Regions from separate parts of the Homo sapiens genome. Here region 1 is linked to region 2. A link is a contact called in ENCODE Hi-C or POLR2A ChIA-PET data. All regions are on one chromosome and are shown on one strand. Each heading gives the region's core, a stretch centred on a gene start or an enhancer-like site at or near the end of the contact. The rest is flanking DNA. Distances are from core to core; before and after follow the strand shown.

What was found. Hi-C counts contacts between places; a loop is a spot of excess contacts on that map. ChIA-PET counts read pairs that join two places held with the same protein, here RNA polymerase II (POLR2A). Pooled maps may share reads with other maps.
Region 1: a pooled map shows a loop between it and region 2 (4-fold over the local background). The contact joins two enhancer-like sites. A Hi-C loop is called at or near these places in 1 of 168 maps with a recorded cell type or tissue (IMR-90), 4 of 37 single-sample maps with no recorded cell type and 5 of 50 pooled maps. POLR2A ChIA-PET finds 5 or more read pairs at or near these places in 1 of 52 experiments (A549).

What each region holds. Positions count from the first base shown.
Region 1 is chr15:76,863,621-76,869,671 of GRCh38, reverse strand. All of the region lies in intron 2 of SCAPER (S-phase cyclin A associated protein in the ER), which reads left to right. Among named protein-coding and RNA genes, the nearest start is that of SCAPER, 39 kb to the left of the region's middle. Within about 2 kb of position 3,436, at least 2 of the 41 ENCODE cell types and tissues checked have a DNase peak (open chromatin) inside an H3K27ac peak, as active enhancers do.
Region 2 is chr15:76,283,374-76,289,170 of GRCh38, reverse strand. ETFA (electron transfer flavoprotein subunit alpha) reads left to right here. Exons shown (of 12, transcript NM_000126.4): 5 at 1,226-1,325; 6 at 2,690-2,800; 7 at 3,433-3,534; 8 at 5,346-5,414. Among named protein-coding and RNA genes, the nearest start is that of ETFA, 25 kb to the left of the region's middle. Within about 2 kb of position 2,755, at least 4 of the 41 ENCODE cell types and tissues checked have a DNase peak (open chromatin) inside an H3K27ac peak, as active enhancers do.

The sequences.
Region 1 (6,051 bases), core at 2,187-4,686, 580 kb before region 2:
ACTAATTTTCATTTCCACCAACAGTGTACTTAGGGTGCCTCTTTTTCCACATCCTTGGTAGCATGTTATTGCCTGTCTTTTTGATAAAAACCATTTTAACTGCGTGAGATGATATTTCACTGTAGTTTTGATTTGCATTTCTGTGGTGATTAGTGATGAGTCTTTTTTCATATATCTGTTGGCCATTTTGTATATCTTTTGAGAAATGTCTATTTAGATCTTTTGCCCATTTTTAATTTGGATTATTTGTGTTTTGCTAGTGAGTTGTTGGAGCTCCTCATATGTTCTGGTTATTAATCTCTTACTAGATGGGTAATTTCCAAATATTTTCTTCCACTCTGTGGATTGTCTCTTTGTTGATTATTTCCTTTGTTATGCAGAAGCCTTTTAGTTACTAATATAGTCTCATTTGTCTATTTTTGTTTTTGTTGCCTGTGCTTTTGAGATCTTACACAAAAATTCTTTACCCAGACAAATATCCTGGAGCATTTCTTTTAAGTTTTATTTTAGTAGTTTCATAGTTTCAGGTCTTACTTTGAAGTTTTTAATCCATTTTGATTTGATTTTTTGGTATGGTGAGAGATAGGAACCTAGTTTTATTCTTTTGCATAAAGTTATCCAGTTTTCCCAGCACCATTTATTGAATAGGGTGTTCTTTCCCTGGTGTATGTTCCTGTCAACTTTGTCAAAGATTAGTTGGCTGTAAATGCATGGGTTTATCTCTGGGTTCTCTATTCTGTTCCATTGGTCTGTGTGTTTGTTTTTATGCCAGTACCATGCTGATTTTGTTACTGTAGTCAGGTACTGTGATGTCTCCAGCTTTATTCTTTTTGCCCAGGTTTGTTTTGGCTGTTTGGGGTATTTTGTGTTCCATATAAGTTTTAGGATTTTTTTTTCTATTTCTGTAAAGAATGTCATTGGTATTTTGAAAAGGGATTGCATTGAATCTGTAAATTGCTTTGGGTAGTGTTGTTTTAATAGTATTCTTCCATTTCATAAGCATGAAATATCTTTCCATTTTTTATATCCTCCTCATTCTCATTCATCAGTGTATTACAATTTTCCTTGTCTGGATCTTTCCCTTTTTTGGTTAAATTGATTCCAAGATATTTTATATTCTTTGTAACTATCGTAAATGGGATTGCTTTCTTGATTTTCTTTTTTGGATTGTTCACTGTTGGTTTTTGTATGTTGATTTTGTATCCTGTAACTTTACTGAATTTGTTAATCAGTTCTAACAGATTTTGGTGTAGTCTTTAGGTTTTTTGGTTTTTTTTTTGAGACAAGGTCTCACTCTGTCACCCAGGCTGGAGTGCAATGATGCGATCATAGCTCACTGCAGCCTTGAGCTCCCAGGCTGAAGCAATTCTCCTGCCTCTGCCTCTCGAAGTGCTAGGATTGCAGGTGTAAGCCACCACACCTGGCTGTCTTTATCTTTTTCTAAGTAAAAGATGTCATCTGCAAACTAGGCTAATTAGACTTCTTCCTTTCCAATGTGGATGCCTTTTATGTTTTCATAACTGGAAGGGGAACCAACAGATTAGTAGTTTATTTCTTGTTCACTTAATAGTTCAGTGTAGGTATTCAGCATGTGACCTTTCACATTTTGATGGGACTAAATTTTTTTTTTTATCTTATGACTCTATCATTCTTTAGAGAGGTCTGCTAGATCCTATGCATCTGGCCAGTAAGTGGGGAATTGAGGGAGAGAACATAGCTGATGATGCAGGAGACTTAAAAAAAAGCAAACCCAGACCTGGACATAGCTTACCTCATTTTCCCCTATATTCTAGCATGCAGAACTTAGTCACATGGCCATCTGTCTGCAAGAAAGACTGGAAGGTGTTGTCTAGCTTTGTGACAGGAAAGAAAGCAAGTGGTTTTGATGCATATTGTAGTCTCTGTCATGGAGGCTGATACAGTATTAGTAATTTAGGTTTGAGATGATGATAGCTTGGACTAGGGTGATGGTAGTGGATTTACATTCTCCAGTTGTGTTTAGGAGATAGACTCGGTAAGACTTGATATATCATTTAGTGTATAGGCTAGTGAGCTATAACAGAGACTCCAGAACAGAGTAGCTCATACAAGAGAGAAGTTGTTTCCCCCTTATAATAGTTTAGCCATCCTTAGTTCATCTATGGTTTTACCTTTAGATGGTGTGAAATATTGGTAAAAACTGATAAAGTTATCGTAAATTACTGAACAGGATTCCAGCTTATCATTCTGTAATATTAGGAAAATTGTACTAGTTACATGGTTTCTCAGGTAAGCTGCATGACTAGTAATCTTGTCTTCATGCTACCCAAAGTATTAAGGGCGTTAGTAGTGGGAATTTAAGAGAAAGGTTCTTTTCTGAATTATTCAGAAAGCTGAAAAACATTGGAAAAAAGATACAAGAATTTCATTTTATGGGCAGATAGTGGTATGAATGGATTTTGAAGAACTTGTATAAAGTAGAAAGTTTTATGGAGACAGATACATAGACATTTAGTAAACAGTACTTGTAACCTTTTCAAGATTATGGGGAAAGTTGTTGAAATTATTTAGATATTTTAAACCTAAGAGAAAGAAGTTTCTTTGGGAGCAAGTCTCAGAAGTACCTAGCCTCTTTGGTAACTATTGTAAACACTTTCTTAGATTATGTACTGTAAGATTTGAACATAAAAACTTTCACTGAAGGCTGATCTTTATACTTTTAGTTGAAACATTAAGTATTTGAACAGGCCTCTGTAAAATCTCCATACAGCACTAGGTGGCACACTGTGACTTTGGATGAAAATACACATATTTTGTTGAAGACTCCTGTGAGAAAAGAACCTAGGTTAAAAAAAAATACTGTTTGAAATAGACATCTATTTTATGAAGTATCTCAGAACCATGTATTGCATTTCAAACCCTGATACTGATATTAAAATGCTTAAAACTATTTTATTTACATTACTACTGACATTTTTATAAGAACTGGACTACTAAAAATCATTAGAATTTATGGGTTTTTACTAAAAGGAATCCATTCAGCATGTATTACAAAAAGCATCTGTGCTTTAAAATGAAAAATGATTTTCAATCAGATCTTGTAGTAAGATGAGTAGTTATAATGTTTTTGCTTATCAAGTATTGGAATTAAGAATAAAATCAAAGTCTTGAGCTAGTGGTTTTTCTTTGAATGTGTGTCTGTGTATATGTACTAAATACAAAAGAGCTAACTTGGTAAAATTTATAGTGGAGCTGAAATGTTTATGGAAGTAAAGAATGTTAGATTTGAAGTTTTCTGGTCTAGTGTTACAACATTGCTATTTTGTGATTATCCATTTTAGTTCTTGGAAACTCATTATTTTGTGAAGACTCTTGACTTAGAATGTAATGTATGGCATAGTGAATTTTCTGACCTGATATACACACACACACGCACACACACACACACACTCAGTGTCTCTCTCTGTCTCACAGGATGTTCTGTGATTGTGTAAGGGAATTATCTGAAGTAGAGCTGAAAAGTAGGCCATCTATTTATACTTGTTCATTTGGCCTGGAAGCAATAGTGATACCCTTGGTTAGAACAATGCTAAATGATAGATGCCAGTGTAAGTTAGATAGAACTGACCAATACTTAATGGGAGATGTGCTTAAGCTAAAGGACGAAGTTTTCTGGTGTTACATTGATTGGAAAGTATGAGAATGAGTAGAGAAGTGACTTTTGCAAATCTACAGGACACTGAATGGGGTTTGGACAGTGATCATAGACAAATGAGTTTCAGTGAAAGACCTTAATGAGTCAGGTAAGTAGATGACACATGGATATTCAGGGTAAGGTCAGAGGAATGAAGGAATATGGGTACGGATGTTTACATTAAAGACGTAAAAAGTGACAAGTTCTGGAGAGGAAAATTTGGGTTAGACTCTCATCACAGAGAATTAGAGTAGAAGAATATAGTCTTTGTTTTTCTGGTAGTTGGATATTAGTTGGCGAGTTGATTCATTTTTGTACCGAAACCTGTTTCCTGTCACTCACAGATTTAGCACCTATTGTCATTCCCTCTTTCTTACCATAACACAATTTGTCTCTGTACTGGATCATCCCCATCAGTATGAAAGTATGATATACTATCACTCATCTTAAAAATCCATTCTGTTTATTTATTTCTTTGTTCTCCTTTATGACGAAACTCAAAGTATCTTAATACTCAGTATCCCCATTTTTCTCATCATTCTGTTTTGAACCGTTTTCAGTCAGGATTTTGACCCTACTATACCACTAAATAGGCAATAAGTTACCAATTTATTAGAGTTTATTATAAATTATTACTTTTATCACTTCCTGGACAATGCAAGGCTGTCAGTCTTATGGCTGTTGCTTTAAAGGTAATGAGTTGATTTTTCCCTCTCCTCTGTACTCAAGATTTTTCTCTTTGTTTCAGTTTATCATCAGTTTTTCTGTGATATGCTTAAGTGTGGTTTTCTTCGTATTTATCCTCTTTGGGGTTTGCAGAGCTTCTGGGAGAATTGGGCTTATATCTTTTTCTCAACTTTATTTTATACTGTCAAAGAGATTAATGGGATAGTTGGTGAAATGTAAATGCTGTAATTTAAATAATAATTCTGTATCAGTGATAATCTCCTGATTTTGTTAGTTATAGTATAGTGATATAGGATAGTATCCTTACATATATAAAATACATAGTGAAGTATTTACTGCCAAGGAGTATAACTGCAGATTGTTCTCAAATGCTTCAGGAAAAAAATGTGTGAGGGTATGTTTGATATTCTTTGTGTGAATTTATAACTTTTTAGTAATTTGAATTTATTTCAAAATGACAAGTAATATGTGTCTGTTTATCTCACAGTTGGCTTCTTACCATACAGCCACATTGTTTGTTTACATACTGACTATGGCTGCTTCACATAAAATGGCAAAATTGAGTAGTTGTTACAGAGGTCTTATGGCCTGCAAAGCCTAAAATAAAAAAAAAAAAATTATTATCTGGCCCTTTGTAGAAAATCTTTGCTGACCCTTGCTCTAGAGTGTACTATAGTGACTTTTTTTTCTTTCCCTGAAGTGATGCTACTCATTAATTTCCTTCATTTGAAAATAATGTATTGCTTTTTCTTCACATATTCCCCAAAAGAGTAAAAATTAACCAGTGGGTGGGGAGAATCCAAACTGGAAGGCAAATAGTAACATACTCCCAGGTGAAGATGAGAACTAATTACATGATTTTGGCAAACAGTACTTTGGATATTGTAAGGTTAAAGATAAGAACCATACGTAAATGCTGTAATGTAGTTAGTAAATGTGTTTCTCATAGGAGTATGGGTTAGCAACTTTGAAACTACTTTATGTGTATATTAGAATTGAACAGATAAGTAAATAAGTTGTAGATAATGAAAACTGGGGATCTTATGTTGGAGAAAGAAGTTTCAGACAAGCAAAGCGAAAGGCTAAAATGAGCCCCGTGGCTTAGGATTGAAATCAATCAGTATAAACTCACGGTTTTTAATATCTGTATAGAAATAGATCCAGGTGTGTATATTGTGTGTTAGGGTGCATTCATCTAGTTCCTATTATCTCATTCTGTGAGTTGACTGGGTGATTTTTGTGATGTGATGTTGGCTTGGGTACTGGCATGGCAGCAGTTTTCTAGGGGCTCAGCTGGGCTGGAATGTCCAAAATGGCTCACTCACACAGTGGGTAGAGGATGCTGTCCTCTGGGAATTCAGCTAGGGCCTGTCAACCAGAGTGCTGCCCATGTGTGGTCTCTCTACTTGTGGCTTGGGCTTCTCATGGCATGACAGCTGGATTTTAAGAGTGACTGCCCTAAGAGGGAGCATTCTAAGAGACTCAGGTGGAGGCTGCAAAGCTTCTGATGACCTAGTCTCAGAAGTTATGCAGTGTCCCTTCTGCCGCATTTTATTGGTCAGAAAGCAAGTTACAGAGGCATATTCACGGGGAGTGGATTACATGAGGGCATGAACACCAGCAGGTGTGGTTTTCTGGGGCCAAGGGAGGCATCTTTGAAGACTACCTACCATACTTGTTAATTCATATAT
Region 2 (5,797 bases), core at 1,506-4,005:
GCTGAGGCCAGGAATTCGAGACCAGCCTGGACAACAACGCAAGACCCCGCTTCTACAGAAAAAAACAAAACATAAACCAAAAAATGAGCTGGACGCAGTAGCGTGCGCCTGTAGTCCCAGCTACTCAGGAGGCCAAGGCAGAATAATCTCTTGAGCCCAGGAGTTCAAGGTTACAGTGAGCTATGATCACACCACTGCAAGTTCAGCCTGGGTAACAGAATGAGACCCTGTTTCCAAAAAAAAAAAAAAAGAAGAAGAAGAAGAAGAATTAACTGAGACTTGGGGAACTGTGACTTTCCCAAGGATTCCTGCTGCTGAGGACAAAGTTAGCACATGCATCTATTTCAGTACAAGCACAAGAACACACCTTTATTTTATTTTTGTTGCTTTTTAAATATGTACTACACAGGCTGTTCTTCAGGTTAGTGTTATTCTTTTCCTTTTTTTTTTTTTTCTTTTGAGGCAGAGTCTCGCTCTGTCACCAAGGCTGGAGTGTGGTGGTACTATCTCAGCTCACTGCAACCTCCGCCTCCCAGGTTCAAGCAATTCTCATTCTCATGCCTCAGCCTCCTGAGTAGCTGGGACTACAGGCATACACCACCATCCCCGGCTAATTTTTTGTATTTTTAGTAGAGATGGTGTTTCACCATGTTGGCCACATTGGTCTCAAACTCCTGGCCTCAGGTGATCCTCAGCCTCCCAAAGTGCTGGGATTACAGGTGTCAGCCACTGTACCTGGCCTTACTCTTTTTTTTATACAATATCAATTTAAACAAAAGGTGAAATGTCTGCTGTGAATTTTTTTCTTTTATATACATTAAGTAAATGTATACAAGCATAATCTTTTTCAGTATTTGAGAATTTTACCACCCTTCTAAATTTGTTCTATCTTTTCTTATCTAAATTCAATAATCCACAACTGTCACACTTGGTAATTGATGTTTATTAAATTTCATATCTCATAGTTCAATATATTGCATTAAGGTGGCTTAATACTGTAAAACTCATGAAACTCTTAATGTAGTTAGAGTAATGGTAAGTACTCAATCTCAAAGGCTATTTAAAAAGCTGTGCTTGAAGTTGTGTATCCAAAGGTGCACACGAAATATAAAATATTTGAATTAAAATTTCTACAGAATATGCATTTAGAATATGTCATTACTGATCATTTATAGTCTTCCATCACTATGTATGTGTGTTAACTCACTGCTTATTTTGCTTTTAGAACCTTTTGCCCAGAGTAGCAGCCAAACTTGAGGTTGCCCCGATTTCTGACATCATTGCAATCAAGTCACCTGACACATTTGTGAGAACTATTTATGCAGGTGAGTACTCAAGGAAGATAATTAATCAACATGTTAAATTTTAGTGAAAAGCATAAATTAATCTTGAAGATAGAATTTTAAATCAAACCATACAATTGCTTTAAGTGGACCATCTTAAAGGTTTCTGAGGAAAATTTTAGTCTAGAATTGCTGGTGGCCCTTGACATGGCATTCTCTCTGATGGATCGCAAACACAGAGATTTCCTGCCTGTTTATTCAGTTTGCAGGGTGATATTTTCCTAGTGATCAATAAAAATTAGATTCACAATTTAATATATTTTGTAAGTGGTACCTGGAAAAGCAAAACTTAAAAAAAAATAGTATTCTCAATCTTTGCTGCTTCTACTTCATTTCCATAGGCATTAAGAAATTCATTTTAGCCAGCTGCAGTGGCTCGTGCCTATAATCCCAGCACTTTGGCAGGCTGAGGTGGGAGGATTACTTGAACTCAGGAGTTTGAGGCTATCCTGGGCAACATAATAAGACCCTATCTCAAAAATAAATAAATAAAATAAATTAGCTAGGCATGTTGGCATATGCCTGTAGTCACAGATACTTGGGAGGCTGAGGTGGGAGGATTGCTTGAGCCAGAAGGTCGAGGCTATGGTGAGTTGTGATCATGCCACAGCACTCCAGCCTGGGCAACAGAGCAAGACCCTGTCTCAAGAAAAAGAAAAGAAATTCATTTCAGTGTCTCTTCAGTTGATTTTTTGCTTAGCACACTGGTCTCTAGTGGGGTCGGAGAAGGCAGTGAACTCTTCGTTTTTTGCCTGATTAAAGTTGTGTATTCCAGTATGAATGGCTAATTCTGAAATTAGACTTTTCATCTTCCATAATGTTTGAGGGAAAATATTTTGTCATGGTTTAGGTTACTGTTAATGTGATAGCTAATCCAGAGTGTCTCAAATCCTCTTAAAATCTTAGCACATTCATACCTGTTCTTTATGACCTATTGTGTTTTCAAGATATTCCTCCTTTAGCATGCACAGTAGCTACATTCTTCCTAAGTTGTTGCAGCTCATAGTTTTGAGTTACTGATTGTATTGTTTTTGGAGAAGGAAGCTTTGTTCATATTCCTTTTAGAGGTGTAGTGTACCTTCTTAGTGTGGATGCCTGTTCGAGTTTCTTCCTTCTAGGTGTGGTAGTACCTGTCCTGCTTTTAAAGACATCCAGGGTTATACAGATATCTGCTGATATGTTTCTTCACCGTTATGGTTCATTTTTTCCTATACTTAATAGAGTTAGAAGACAACTGGTCAATAGTTATTTCTTGCCTTGTCTGTGAAGTAAATTCCAAGCATCAAAGGAGTGCTAGTTTTGTTGCCTTTTGCTGTTGCTTTTAAGAAATAGATTGTATGTTTCAGGAAATGCTCTATGTACAGTGAAGTGTGATGAGAAAGTGAAAGTGTTTTCTGTCCGTGGAACATCCTTTGATGCTGCAGCAACAAGTGGCGGTAGTGCCAGTTCAGAAAAGGGTGAGTGTTCATTTGGAGTTTTTTTGTTTTGTTTCTTACTTTTTTAATTCATAGACTGTATTATAATAAGAGATGACCTCTGCCTACATTTCTAATGAATAGTATTTGAAAGTTCAATTTAAATGATATTCCCAAGCTTATACAAAAATAATAAATATGTATAACTTACATCTTTTTCACATTATCTTTGGTACTAGGATAGTTGCTTTGGTAGATCAAGGGAGTGGGAGACAGAGGATCTATTAAGATTAAGCTTTTTTACTCTTGTCACTGTTTCCTATTATATTTGGGTGATTCAGTATAACAGAAGAATGTAATAGGAAACGTGTGGAGGGTGTCACACTTTAACATATATAGTGTCTTATTTGAACCTCATAGAAAGAAAGTTATTCTATATTCAGACTCAGAGAATTGAATGATTTCTGGAGTCATACAGCTAATGTGGCAAAGGCTGGAATCTAGTCTCCTTAAGTCTTTCCATTATCAGAGAGAATTAATTAGGAGCACTGAAAATTCACAGTAATTAACTTAAATTTCGTGGAATTATATACTTGTGTGTTTCTCTTGAAAATAATTCTTGTTATAGAACTTGAAATCATAGTCATTGTTTTATTATGTATTAATGTATGCAGCATCAAGTACTTCACCAGTGGAAATATCAGAGTGGCTTGACCAGAAATTAACAAAAAGTGATCGACCAGAGCTAACAGGTGCCAAAGTGGTGGTATCTGGTGGTAAGTGAAATATTAATCTTAAAAGATGTAAATTGAAAATACTTTGATTTTTTTTTTTATTTTTAGTATTTATTTTAGAAGTACACAGATCTTTTTCAAATGTAAGAAGTTGGGAAGTTTGGGATATTATTCCCATTTAACCAATTAGGAAAATGAAATTATGAGCATAATACACAGTTTGGGGTTTCTGTTGCACACCTAGTCACTGGCACCAGGGGGAGCATGGTATAAATCTTATCTGCATAACTTTGCCACTTGGTGCCATCTTATTGATGGACTTCCATGAATTCTGCAGAGTATGGTTGGCTTCTCAATTATAGATAGAACTGGCTTGAATTTCAGGGCCATCTTGTGTATAATTCCTACCCTTCTTTCCACTTGGAAAGATTTCCAGAGTTGTCCATGTCTTTGTGTATAACTCTTTAAAAAGTTTCTTAACATTTAATATCAAAACTGTTAATATTGCATAAGACATGCTTATTTTTATACATCATGCTCCTTGTCTTTAAAAACAATGATTTTTTTATGGCCCACTGACTAACTTTTTGAAAAAATAAGGACTGTTATGCTTTTTAAATCCTTGCAATTAAACATCCAACAAAATAAGCTTTCAGACAGCCTTCTATTGCAAGTATCATTGAGAAAAAAAAATTAATATTTTGAAGTGATATATCTGACTTGTTTTTCGTTTTCTTTTTTTCTTTTTGAGATGGAGTTTCGCTCTTGTTGCCTAGGCTGGAGTGCAATGGCACAATCTCTGCTCACCGCCACCTCCACCTCCCAGGTTCAAGCGATTCTCCTGCCTCAGCCTCCCGAGTAGCTGGGATTACAGGCATGTGCCACTACGCCCAGCGCGGTGACTCACACCTGTAATTCCAGCACTTTGGGAAGCCGAGGCGGGTGGATCACCCGAGGTCAAGTGTTCGAGACCAGCCTGGCCAACATAGTGAAACCCCGTCTCTATTAAAAATACAAAAAATTAGCTGGGCATGGTGGTGGATGCCAGTAGTCCCAGCTACTCAGGAGGGTGAGGCAGGAGAATTGCTTGAACCTGGGAGGCAGAGGTTGCAGTGAGCCGAGATCGCACCATTGCATTTCAGCCTGGGCAACAAGAGTGAAACTCCTCCTAAAAAATAAATAAATAAATAAATAAAAATAATAATTTTGTATTTTTAGTAGAGACGGAGGTTCTGCATGTTGGTCAGGCTGGTCTCGAAATCCTGACCTCAGGTGATCCGCCCACTTCAGCCTCCCAAAGTGTTGGGATTACAGGTGTGAGCCACCGAGCTGGGCCCTGACTTGTTTATTCACTTATTTATTCAAGAAATGTATATTGGTTATCTGTTCTATGACAGGCTTATTGCCAAGTGCTGGAGAAACAGATGAAAAGGCAGAATGTTCTTCCTCTCGAGGAGTTTAAAGTCCTTGAGATGACTCCCATTCAAATAATAACTTTATTCAGTCATTCAGAGAAATTTATTGAGCATCTATTATATGTAGAGTTTTGCTAAATATTGCAGATATGGCAGTGACCAAGATAGATATAGATCCTGAAATTAAAGAGTTTTTATTCTAGTGGGAAAAAAACTCATATTAATTACACAATTAGTTAACTAGGTAATCATAGTAGTGTTGAATGCTTTATAGAAGTATAGGAGTGTCAGAGGCCAGAAAAGGTTTATAGAGGAGGTGACATGCTTAATATGGCAGTTACATAATATGAAAATTTACTCCAGTATATAAAATAGCAAAATTGTTCCAGAATGTATTTGATGTTTGCCTAATTTTTTTTTTTCATCTTTTTAAATGAGGTCGAGGCTTGAAGAGTGGAGAGAACTTTAAGTTGTTATATGACTTGGCAGATCAACTACATGCTGCAGGTAAAGTTATTTTCCTTAGTAGAAAGATATTCCCTTTTTGTTGGAAATATTTTTTCTTCATTATTTCATTTTTGTGTAAGTCTTTCAGCCCTACAAATTATTTTACTTTTCCGGATTTTTCAGTTTTTCTCTCTGAACCAGTTTTTCTTAAGCCTCCAAGTAAATGGTATATAGCATTCAGTGAGGAGAAGGCCTCCTAGTATCTCTTACCTTTGCCTAATCTTAGTAGGTTTTCTTTTTTCTTCACTTTAAAAATAATGAAATGGGCCAGGCGCAGTGACACACACCTGTAATCCTAGCACTTTAGGTTGCTGAGGCAGGAGGACTGCTTGAGCCCAGGAATTTGAGACCAGCCCTAGCAATGTAGTGAGACCCCATCTCTA